Linked DNA regions of Homo sapiens: region 1 is linked to region 2. The links are chromatin contacts, found by Hi-C or POLR2A ChIA-PET in ENCODE. All regions are on one chromosome and are shown on one strand. The core of a region is the stretch at or near the end of the contact, and the rest is flanking DNA. Distances in the headings are between cores, read along the strand shown. Region 1 overlaps MPP7 (MAGUK p55 scaffold protein 7). Region 2 holds the start of ODAD2 (outer dynein arm docking complex subunit 2).

Region 1 (4,997 bases), core at 1,360-3,859, 89 kb after region 2:
TTGTCATTGAAGCAATGCAATTAATTATTTACTTAAGGCCTGGAAATCTATAGAGAATGAGGAAACACTCATTGGCAGAAGCACCTATCAAAGGCAATATAAACGTTCACTGACTGTGCCACTTGGGAGCATCAGTATTTAGCATCTCCAGTTTAGGACTATGTCGAGGGAATATCCCTGTTGGAAGACAAAGGGGAAATCTCTGAGAATCAGGAATCAAACTTAAGGAATTTCAAACAGGAGACAGAAACAGCAGTCATTGCAATAGGATTGATATCACAGGGCTAGAAAAAAAAGGCTTTAGGATTCTGCTGGGAATTAAAAAATAAAGTGAGAAAAGGGAGGGGACCAACCCAAATACCCATCAATAATACACTGGATAAAGACAATGTGGCACATATACACCATGGAATACTATGCAGCCATAAAAAAGGATGAGTTCATGTCCTTTGCAGAGACATGGATGAAGTTGGAAACCATCATTCTCAGCAAACTAACACAGGAACAGAAAACCAAACACCGCATGTTCTCACTTATAAGTGGAAGTTGAACAATGAGAACACATGGACACAGAGAGGGGAACATCACACATCAGGGCCTGCGGGGTGGGGGCAAGGGGAGGGAGAGCATTAGGACAAATACCTAATACATGCAGGGCTTAAAACCTAGATGACGGGTTGATGGGTGCAGCAAACCACCATATGGCACATGTATACCTATGTAACAAACCTGCATATTCTGTACATGTATCCCAGAATTTAAAGGAAAGTAAAGAAAGAAAGAAGAGAAAACAATGAAAGAAAAAAAGCAAAGCACTTGGCCCCAAAACAGAGTCCACATTCAATTCAGAATTCGGGTACCAGGAACCCAAAGGCCAAAGGGGAAACAGGGCAACTGAAGTGCATACAATTAATCTCTTTACTGATGATTTCAGCCAGATGAATTTTAGTGCAATCAGTGATCACGGATCAGGACAATTAGCATTCAGACAGGAGAAGCGAAAATACCTCAGGTCATTCTATGATTTTTGGCTGACAATAGAATGTGGTGATATATAATTCTGGGAGCATTATTTTGCCTCAAAAGGTAGCTGGAATGATGCTGTGATATTCTTTTGTCCTGACGACCGTTTCAACTGCTGACCAGTAGGGCTGGGGTTCCATTACACAGTTTTGAGGAGGCTGATTAAGGCACACCCATGAAGAAAGGCCAAGTTGTGTCAGAGGAGTTTAAAGCTTCAGAGAGTTCCAGATCCACTATATCGGGGAAAGCCCACCAGAGTCTATCCCCCGCTGAATACAGCCCAAACCTCTGGACAGCGCACAAAAGGCAACAACCTAGGGACTCTGAAAGGCAAACAAAACCAGGCAGAGTGTAGATGGAGTCAAATCTGGAGAGGTGGCCTCCAAGATAATGAAGTTTCCCATTTTATTTTTCCCTCTAGCTATAGTCTCGATGTTTGTCCCCCCAAATTGCGTGTTGAAATTTGATCCCAGCATTGGAAGTGGGGCCCAAGGAGAGGTGTTTGGGTCATAAGAGCAGATCCCTCATGAATAGATTAATGCCCTCCCTGGCGTGAGGCAGTGAGTGAGTTTTCACTCTATTTGTCCCCCAAGAAAGCTGGTTGTTAAAAACAGCCTGACATCCCACCACTCCTGCTTCCTCTCTCTCCACGTGATCTCTGCACACACAGGATTCCCTTCGCCTTCCACAAGTCAAAGCAGCATGAGGCCCTCGCCAGATGCCCAAACTTCCAGCTATTAGAACCATCAGCCAAACAAATCATTTTTCTTTATGAATTACCCAATCTCAGGTATTCCTTTACAGCAACACACAACAGACTAACACATGCCTTTTTTTTTCTTTCTTTCTTTTTTTAATTAGAGAATCTTGCTCTGTTGCCCCGGCTGGAGTACCGTGATGCAATCTCAGCTCACTGCAACCTCTGCCTCCCAGGTTCAAGCAATTCTTGTGCCTCAGCTTCCCAAGAAGCTGGGACTACAGGCGCCTGCCACTACACCTGACTAATTTTTATACTATTAGTAGAGACAGGGTCTTGCCATGTTGGGCAGGCTGGTCTTGAACTCCTGACCTCAAGTGATCCTCCTGGCTTAGCCTCCCAAAGCGCTGGGATTACAGGCATGAGCCACTGCGCCCAGCCTCAATGCCATTTTATTACATGTCTTTCCCCTTGGCTGAGGAGAAGAGGCAACAGGGACAGAAGAGATGTTGCTGTGATCTGTGCTGGTGAAGGAGGCAGCACAGAAGGGACAGTGAGGTGGGAGAGGAGCAGGAGGTCTCAGGTAGCCCCATTGAGCTGGGAAATGCATGTTCTCTCAGCACACCTCTATAAGGATGAGAAGCAGGGCACTGTAAGCTATAAATAAATTCTTCCTCCTCCTCCTTGAGGAGGCTCAGTATAAATGAATTAGGAGATGTGGACATTATTAATAAAGGAAATTTTGAATTTCTTTTGAAGTATGTGAATATGTGTTTCAAAATAATGCAAACAATCTTAATATGTAATGATGCTAGTGTTCACTTCCAGGACCTACAGATGTGAGAAATTGCATCATTTCCCATGAGTCACCCACCATTTCTCAATGAACAGCATGGGTTGTAACCTTTCAAAGGACTCCATCTTACTAAGATGGGGTAATTCTCAGGTTCTCCATTGATTCTCATTTCCATAAGTATCATCACGAGTTTATAAAAGAACAATTAACAAGAGTGATATGGTTTGGCTCTGTGTCCCCACCCAAGTCTCATGTTGAACTGTAATTCTCAATGCTGGGGGAGGGACCTGGTGGGAGGTAGCTAGATCACAGAGGTAGATTTCTCCCATGATATTCCCACGATAATGAGTTCTCAGGAGATCTGATGGTTTAAAAGTATGTGGCACGTCCCCTGTCGCTCTCACTCTCTCTCTCCCCTGCTGCCATGTGAAGCCCGCTCCTGTTTCCCCTTCACCTTCTGCCATGCTTGTTAAGTTTCCTGAGGGCTCCCAGTCATGCTTCCTATATAGCCTGTGGAACTGTGAGTCAATTAAACCTCTTTTCTTCATAAATTACCCAGTCTCAGGTAATTATAGCAGTGTGAGAATGTACTAACACTAAGAGACACCATGCTCTTCTACTCCAAAACTTTTCTAAAATCATTGGCTTTGATCCTGGAAGTTTAAATATCTCTCGCTACATTTTTAAAGAAATGCATTGAGGATGAAGTGAAGATACATGGAGCTTGTGGCTACTCACATCTGTGAAGGGTGCACAAGATAGATGCTAGGATGCAAATCTGAGTCAAGGCAATCGATGTTTGTGAAAATACCCACATTCCTTTATTAACTGCCTTTTTATTTTGAGACAGAGTCTCGCTCTGTCACCCAGGCTGGAGTGCAGTGGCGCGATCTTGGCTCACTGCAACCTCCACCTCCCAGGTTCAAGGGATTCTTCTGCCTCAGCCTCCTGAGTAGCTCGGACTACAGGACTGTGCTACCACGCCTGGCTAATTTTTGTATTTTTGTAGAGATGGGGCTTCAATGTAGAGATGGGGCTTCACTGTAGAGATGGGGCTTCACCATGATGGCCAGGCTGGTCTCAAACTCCTGACCTCAAGTGATCCTCCCACCCTGGCCTCCCAAAGTGCTGGGATTAAAGGTGTGAGCCACGGCACCCAGCCAATTATCAACTTTAAAGCGACTTTGCTGACTCTCTAGCTTGAAATATCCTAGAACTCTGCTGTAATACTTTATTTCACTGAAGGTCTAAATGCCATCTGAAGCTTGTACCATGCTGCTGCCTCAAAATGCTTTGAAACGAACTTGCATTGTGTTCAAAAATATTCACTTCTATTATTTAATTGCCCTGATGTATGCTTCATATATTACAACAGTGTTTGCTATCCCCACTTGACAAAGGTTCCACTAAAACGACAGTACCGTTCTTCAGAAATGTCTTAAAAGTCTCTGCAAGTCAATTACGTACAAAAAACTAAAGATTTTGTTTCAGAGACAAGACAAAAGGTGTTGAAGGGGAGGAGATTTTTAGCTTGAAAACTTCAAGTATGATTCACTTTGAAGAGAAATTCTTACTAGCTCACTCATTTCCTCAGAATTACTCACAGAAACAAGCACTTACCAACCAAGACAACGAGTCTGTATTTTTCATTAGTTTGTCGCCGATACGGTGTCACTTCTTCGTATGTGGGTACGTCAGCTGTGTCGTACTGATCACTCTTCTTGCATTCATACATGGATTTATTTGTTTTCTTATCTTTTCTACTAAGACGAAAACTTTTTCTAAAACCAGCTGCAAATATTAAAATAAATATATTTTTAGTAACATCAACCAAAAAAGAAACCCTCAAAAAAAAAAAACCCTCAGAGTTGGGTTGGATTTTATTTACCATAATATTGGGTTTTTAAAGTTAAAACCCTAATGTTTTAGAGACAGGGTCTCACTCTGTTGCCCAACCTGGAGAGCAGTGGCGCCATCACAGCTTACTGCAGTGTTGAACTCCTGGGCTCAAGCGATCCTCCCACCTCAGGCTCCCAGGCAGGTGGGATTACAGGCACACATCACCACGGCTGGTTAATTTTTAAAATACTTTGTAGAGACAGGGTCTTGCTACGTTGCCCAGGCTGGTTTGAACTGCTGGCCTCAAGCAATCCCCCCAGTTTAGCTTCCCAAAGTGTTGGGATTACAGGCATGAGCCACTGTGCCTGGCCTATTCATCATAATATTGTTAGAAATGCATTCAGTAAGAAAAAAATAATAGTACACAATTTTATAAAAACAATAACTTAGATTTAATATTTATTTATGTAGTTATAATAATGTAAATTTTATTTGGTTTAAACAATAAAGAGCTCTGTTGAAAAATCATTGAGTAAAATAACTATAATAAAGCAAAATAAGTCAAAAATCATAATTTATCAAGAACTGATTGGTAAACACATTTGATATGAAAAAGTTAAAAACACTGTAAAAGCATTTTAA
Region 2 (4,952 bases), core at 814-3,313:
TCAGGATAGCAAAGCAGCCTTACAACATATATGCTATAAAAACCAAGTACTGGATCAGATAGGGTGGAGAACAACTGATCCAGACATATATACCAAAGTGGTCATGAAATAAAGTGCAGAAATTAGTGCACAAATTTGTTCTGGGTGTTTGTTTTAGTATTCTAGCATTTTGTTTCTATTGCTAACCGATGAGAAATGCTTTAGATTTAAACACATAAACATGTTCTGATGTGTATGTGTGAGACTCTTGAATTTCCCATTGTTGTGTAAAATAAGTGCAAATCAGTGTAAAATAGTGTGAAATAAGTGCAAATAGCTTTATCTTATACAGAAAGGCTTAGGTGAAAGTTCTGTCTGTCTTTAATCTTAAGTATAACATTTGTTTTGGTAATCTTATAAAGATTGCTTCTTGCACATTTTTAAAGAAAAAATGCGAAATTAAATAGATTATGTAACGCTATGGTAGTCAACATACCATATAGTAACTTCTTGAAGGACCCTTAACACAGAATTAAGAAATGCAAAATCGTTATTTTCGTCAAGATAAATTTTGACAGAAATGTAACATTTGAATCTATTCAAATTGTATTTCCAAGTCTAGTGAACCGTAGCAATGCACAAGTTTTATTCAAGAAGGTTGGTGAGTTTAAGAAAACCTCAGGGTGGCCTATGACAATCCAGAAGGCAAGATCAATGTTATTAGAAAATAAATAAATAAATAAATGGTGTTCAAAAATGGTCGGCATAACTCAAAACTAAGATTTTAAAATCAAGACCAGTTGCTCCCCGGTTTCTGCCCATTGCCAAGCTCTTTTGGCTTAAGAACCATAGTTAAAATGAATCCATGTAAATACACAGCACACACCTTTGAAGTAAAGAAAGTAAGTTTAAAGATTAAAAGGAAAAAAGTTTTGGTTACGTGTTTACATAAACTGGGATGTTTACATAAACTGGGAATCACTTAGCACTCATTTTTCTCTTTATCCAATAGATACCACAGATTGTTTTTCTTTCTAAAGGTCAATTTCAAGCTTCCAGCATCATTAGTGAAATGAAACCCATTCGGTAATCACATCGTTAACACTTAAACAGAAGCACAACCGAATTCTTTAGGGGGCTACGGAAAGGCAGCCATCAGCTCTGAGATCTATGAAATGTGGTTGGTAACATCCACGGGGAGTCCGCGCATACACTGCTTTCTGAGAATGCAGAAGTTACTCAGTAAGACCGACAGAAAATCGAACTTTTAGACATGACATGAACAGGGCCCTAAGTAAAACCAAAGCTAAGCCTAGTGTGGGATGACGGCCCCCACCAGACTCGTTACAAGAAGGGGGCGTCAGAGCTGAGACCCTAAGTTTCCAGGAATGGATTCGGTAAGGGGACGAGGAGGGAAGGGACGGCGAAAACCACGCTGGGAGCGGGAGGCAGAGCTGCAAAGGGCGGAGGAGAAAGACGGGCTGGGGGAAGGAGAGGCAGGGAAGCGGCGGGAGAAGTGGAGAGCGGATCCGGGAGGTGATGGGGCCGAGGTAGTGCAGAGAGGGGCGCAGGGACTGAGGAGCAGACGGTCCCCAACCTAGGGCCGAGGCAGGGTCTCGCGGGGAGGAAGGAGTGAGATGGGGCTGGGAGAGAGAAGGGAAGGGGGCGGGTCTTGGTCCCCGGGAGGGAAAGGGGAGCAGGCGAGAGCGGCAGCGGCGGGGCCAGAGAGCCGCCTCTGTTTCCCGATCCACGCGGGCGGCTGCAGAACCCCTGCGGGGGTGAGCGTGGAGACCCCCAGCCGCACTCACCTGCAGCACCCTGCCCCCCGCAGTCGGCGCCCGCCTGTTGCTAGGACGCGGGTCAACACTGCGCGCCCTGCGGCCGCGCACGCCGGCGCCCTTGTGGGAGGCCTACAGGGCCCGTGCCCTCCCCCGGGCGCCGCCGCCGCCGCCTTCCGCTCCCAGCCTCACCCGGCCGCGACCGCAGCCCAGTCCGTTACCCTGGTCTCGGGACCTCCGCGCATCCAAGATTCCCGCGGACCCGTTGCACCGTATGCCCGCGCCAGAGACGCTCTGCGCCCGCGCTGGGTTCCACCCGCCCCGGCCACCTGCTGCTTTCCGCTCGGCCCCTCCCGGGAAACACTTTTATTCAACTTTGCATCTCCCTTTCTCAAACACTTTTATGCAACTCCCGAGTGTGCACCCTAACTCACTCCACGCGGTGGGAAAGGTTGACTTTGACAGAGGTCGTGAGCAGTTGCGGGGTCGGCGGCAAGTTAGCAGAAAACTTAAAATGGAGCAGAAAGGAAGCAGAAAATATTCCTTAGAAACCCCTTTTTACATTTTTCCATAGGCTTCCAGACAAGTGCGTTGTATGTACCTGAAATCTTCACTGAGTACCCCCAAATAGCATAGGGCTTCTCCTAGGATATTTGAGGCTTACATGTTTCTCTCCAAAAAAACAAATATGGTAGAATACTCTGATACTCACCGGGAAAGCAGAAAGCGCTCTTCAATAGGGCAGAGGATCGGAGTGAAATGAAAACATGTCCCCCATCTCTTTTTTTAAATGGCCTTTACCTTTGTCCATTAAGATGGTTTTGACCCCACCTCTAGACACCCTACCAGCAAGAGCCCCAACTGGAACACCAGTGAGGGATAAAGGAGTGGGAATATTGAGGTGGGGGGGGATGGGGAAGAATGCACTATCTTGGGGTGGGGGGACACGGTGTTTAAGGACCAATGCCGGAGCACTTAGGATGATGGGGTGTTTAGGAATTAAAACTGGATTCTTTTCCGGATGCCAAAGAGGCAAATGTGGAATGATGTTAGGATATCACCTGTCATAATATTATACGGATTCAGCTCAAAGCAGAACCTTTCTGCAAACACGTAGGGATATGAGGTATAGATATTTGTCCTTTGTTTTGGGTTTTTTGGAGGGTGGGGGACGAAGTCTGGCTCTATCACCCAGGCTGGAGTGCAGTGGCACGATCTCGGCTCACCGCAACCTCTGCCTCCCATCTCGGCTCACCGCAACCTCTGCCTCCCGGGTTCAAGAGATCCTCCCCCCTCAGCTTCCTGAGTAGCTGGGATTACAAGAATGCGCCGCCATGCCCGGCTAATTTTTGTACTTTTAGTAGAGACGAAGTTTCACCATGTTGGCCAGGTGGGTCTTGAACTCCTGACCTCAAGTGATCCACCCACCTCGGCCTCCCAAAGTGCTAGGATTACAGGCATGAGCCACCATGCCTGGCCTGTTTTGGGTTCTTTTCTTCTCTTTTTGAAAGTGCGAAAGTTGTTAGGAATGGAATAGTTTCACCTAAAGGAGATACTACCTGCAGAGAAGCTTAGACTTGCAACCAGTGAGAAAGGGGCTTATGCTAATAGGTATACAGAGAAGCCCTTTTAAAAATGGGTGGATTACAGTCTGAGACAACAGCATCACACCTGTGGCGGTAATGCAGGTCACAACCTGGTGAGGAGCAGAGGGCATCCTTCGGAAGGATCCTGGAGTAGTCCCAGTCCTGGAAGCAAGGAAGCTTCTGTGGGTACTTTAGTTCCTCTGCACATTTTAATCAGCTGTATGACATAAGGGAGCATTACTGGGTCCAATGTGGATGCCAGCCAGAGATCTTCCAAGTTCAGGACATTTCACCTTGGTTTGCAAAGCTGGAAAAAGCCAGAACCCACCAAGATCTGAGCAACTATGTCGTTGTTTGCCAAATTCATGCCAAGTTGCTTAATCTGATGCCAAAATGTGAATTTATTTTACCGGATATTTTCCAAGCAAAAATAACTTAATAATATTTAAATCTGAAGAAGTCCCAGTCGCCTCTTTCCAATTTTTCCTTGTCGTGATGAAACACTACCTGGGCCCAGTCACTCCCTGAAGGATTTATCATGACTTGTTTTTTTTTTTTCTTTTTTTTTTTTTTGAGACGAGGTCTCATTCTGTCACCCAGGCTGGAGTGCAGAGTGCAGTGACATAATCATAAGCATAGCTCACTGCAGCCTCTGATTCCTGGGCTCAAGTGATCCTCCAGCCATGGCCTCCGAAAGCACTGGGATTACAGCCATGAACCACTGTGCCTGGCCATAACTTGTCTTTGCCTTGTTGCCCATCTGCTACCCCTACAAGGTAAGCTTTATGAAAATAGGGAGCTTTTCTGCCTCCTTCAAGTCTGTACTCCTAAGATCTAGAAGGATGACTGGCACGTAGAAGGAGCTAAATTCATGAATCGCCTAGTCAAAGATGCCTTGCTTCCTGACACTCTTCACCAAGCACCAGAAAGGCAAGGCCCACATTTTCTTAGGGTTAATAGAACCAGCCTGAGGATTCTAAGTAGCCGTGATCTTGGAAAGAGCCTTCATCACTGAGGGCACACCCGGGGTTTGCTGTACCAGAGGCCTTTACCAGCCCTGCCCATGGCTAGAGTGCAAGCACATGGTGCAGCGCTGTCCACTGAAACTTTAGAGAAAATCTGCCACAGGCTCCTGGGAAAAACTTGATAGTTTTTGGTCCACCTCCGCAACATTACGTCATCTACAGCAGGGACCCCACCCACACGCCACACCTTCTGTCAGATCAGCAGTGGCATTAGGTTCTCATAGAAGCATGAACCCTATTGTGAACTGTGCATTCGAAGGATCTAGGTTACAAGCTCCTAATGGGAATCTAATGCCTGATGATCTGTCCCTGTCACTCATCCCCCCCAGATGAGACCGTCTAGTTGCAGGAAAACAAGCTCAGGGCTCCCACGGATTCCACGTTATGGTGAGCTGTATAACTATTTCATTATATATTACAATGTAATAATAGTAGAGATACAGTGCACGAGAAATGTAATGAGCTTGAATCATCCTGAAACCATCCCCTCCCCCACACCCTATCCATGGAAAAATTGTTGGCCATGACACTGGTCCCTGGTGCCAAAAATGTTGGGGACTGCCGATCTACAGGGATTCTTATGA

Evidence for each region. A loop is a pair of places that touch in the nucleus more often than their neighbours do. ChIA-PET counts read pairs that join two places held with the same protein, here RNA polymerase II (POLR2A). Pooled maps may share reads with other maps.
Region 1: a loop to region 2 is called in a map of endothelial cell of umbilical vein, with 5 times the contacts of the local background. The contact joins the enhancer-like site here to the promoter of ODAD2 in region 2. A Hi-C loop is called at or near these places in 1 of 168 maps with a recorded cell type or tissue (endothelial cell of umbilical vein) and 1 of 50 pooled maps. POLR2A ChIA-PET finds 5 or more read pairs at or near these places in 2 of 52 experiments (T-cell and activated T-cell).

What each region holds. Positions count from the first base shown.
Region 1 is chr10:28,085,535-28,090,531 of GRCh38, forward strand. It overlaps MPP7 (MAGUK p55 scaffold protein 7), which reads right to left. Exons shown (of 17, transcript NM_001318170.2): 12 at 4,137-4,307. Among named protein-coding and RNA genes, the nearest start is that of SNORD130, 15 kb to the left of the region's middle. RefSeq lists an enhancer at 3,273-4,472. Within about 2 kb of position 2,610, at least 4 of the 41 ENCODE cell types and tissues checked have a DNase peak (open chromatin) inside an H3K27ac peak, as active enhancers do; they include endothelial cell of umbilical vein, where a contact is called at or near this core.
Region 2 is chr10:27,997,016-28,001,967 of GRCh38, forward strand. It overlaps ODAD2 (outer dynein arm docking complex subunit 2), which reads right to left and starts at 2,064. Exons shown (of 20, transcript NM_018076.5): 1 at 1,979-2,064.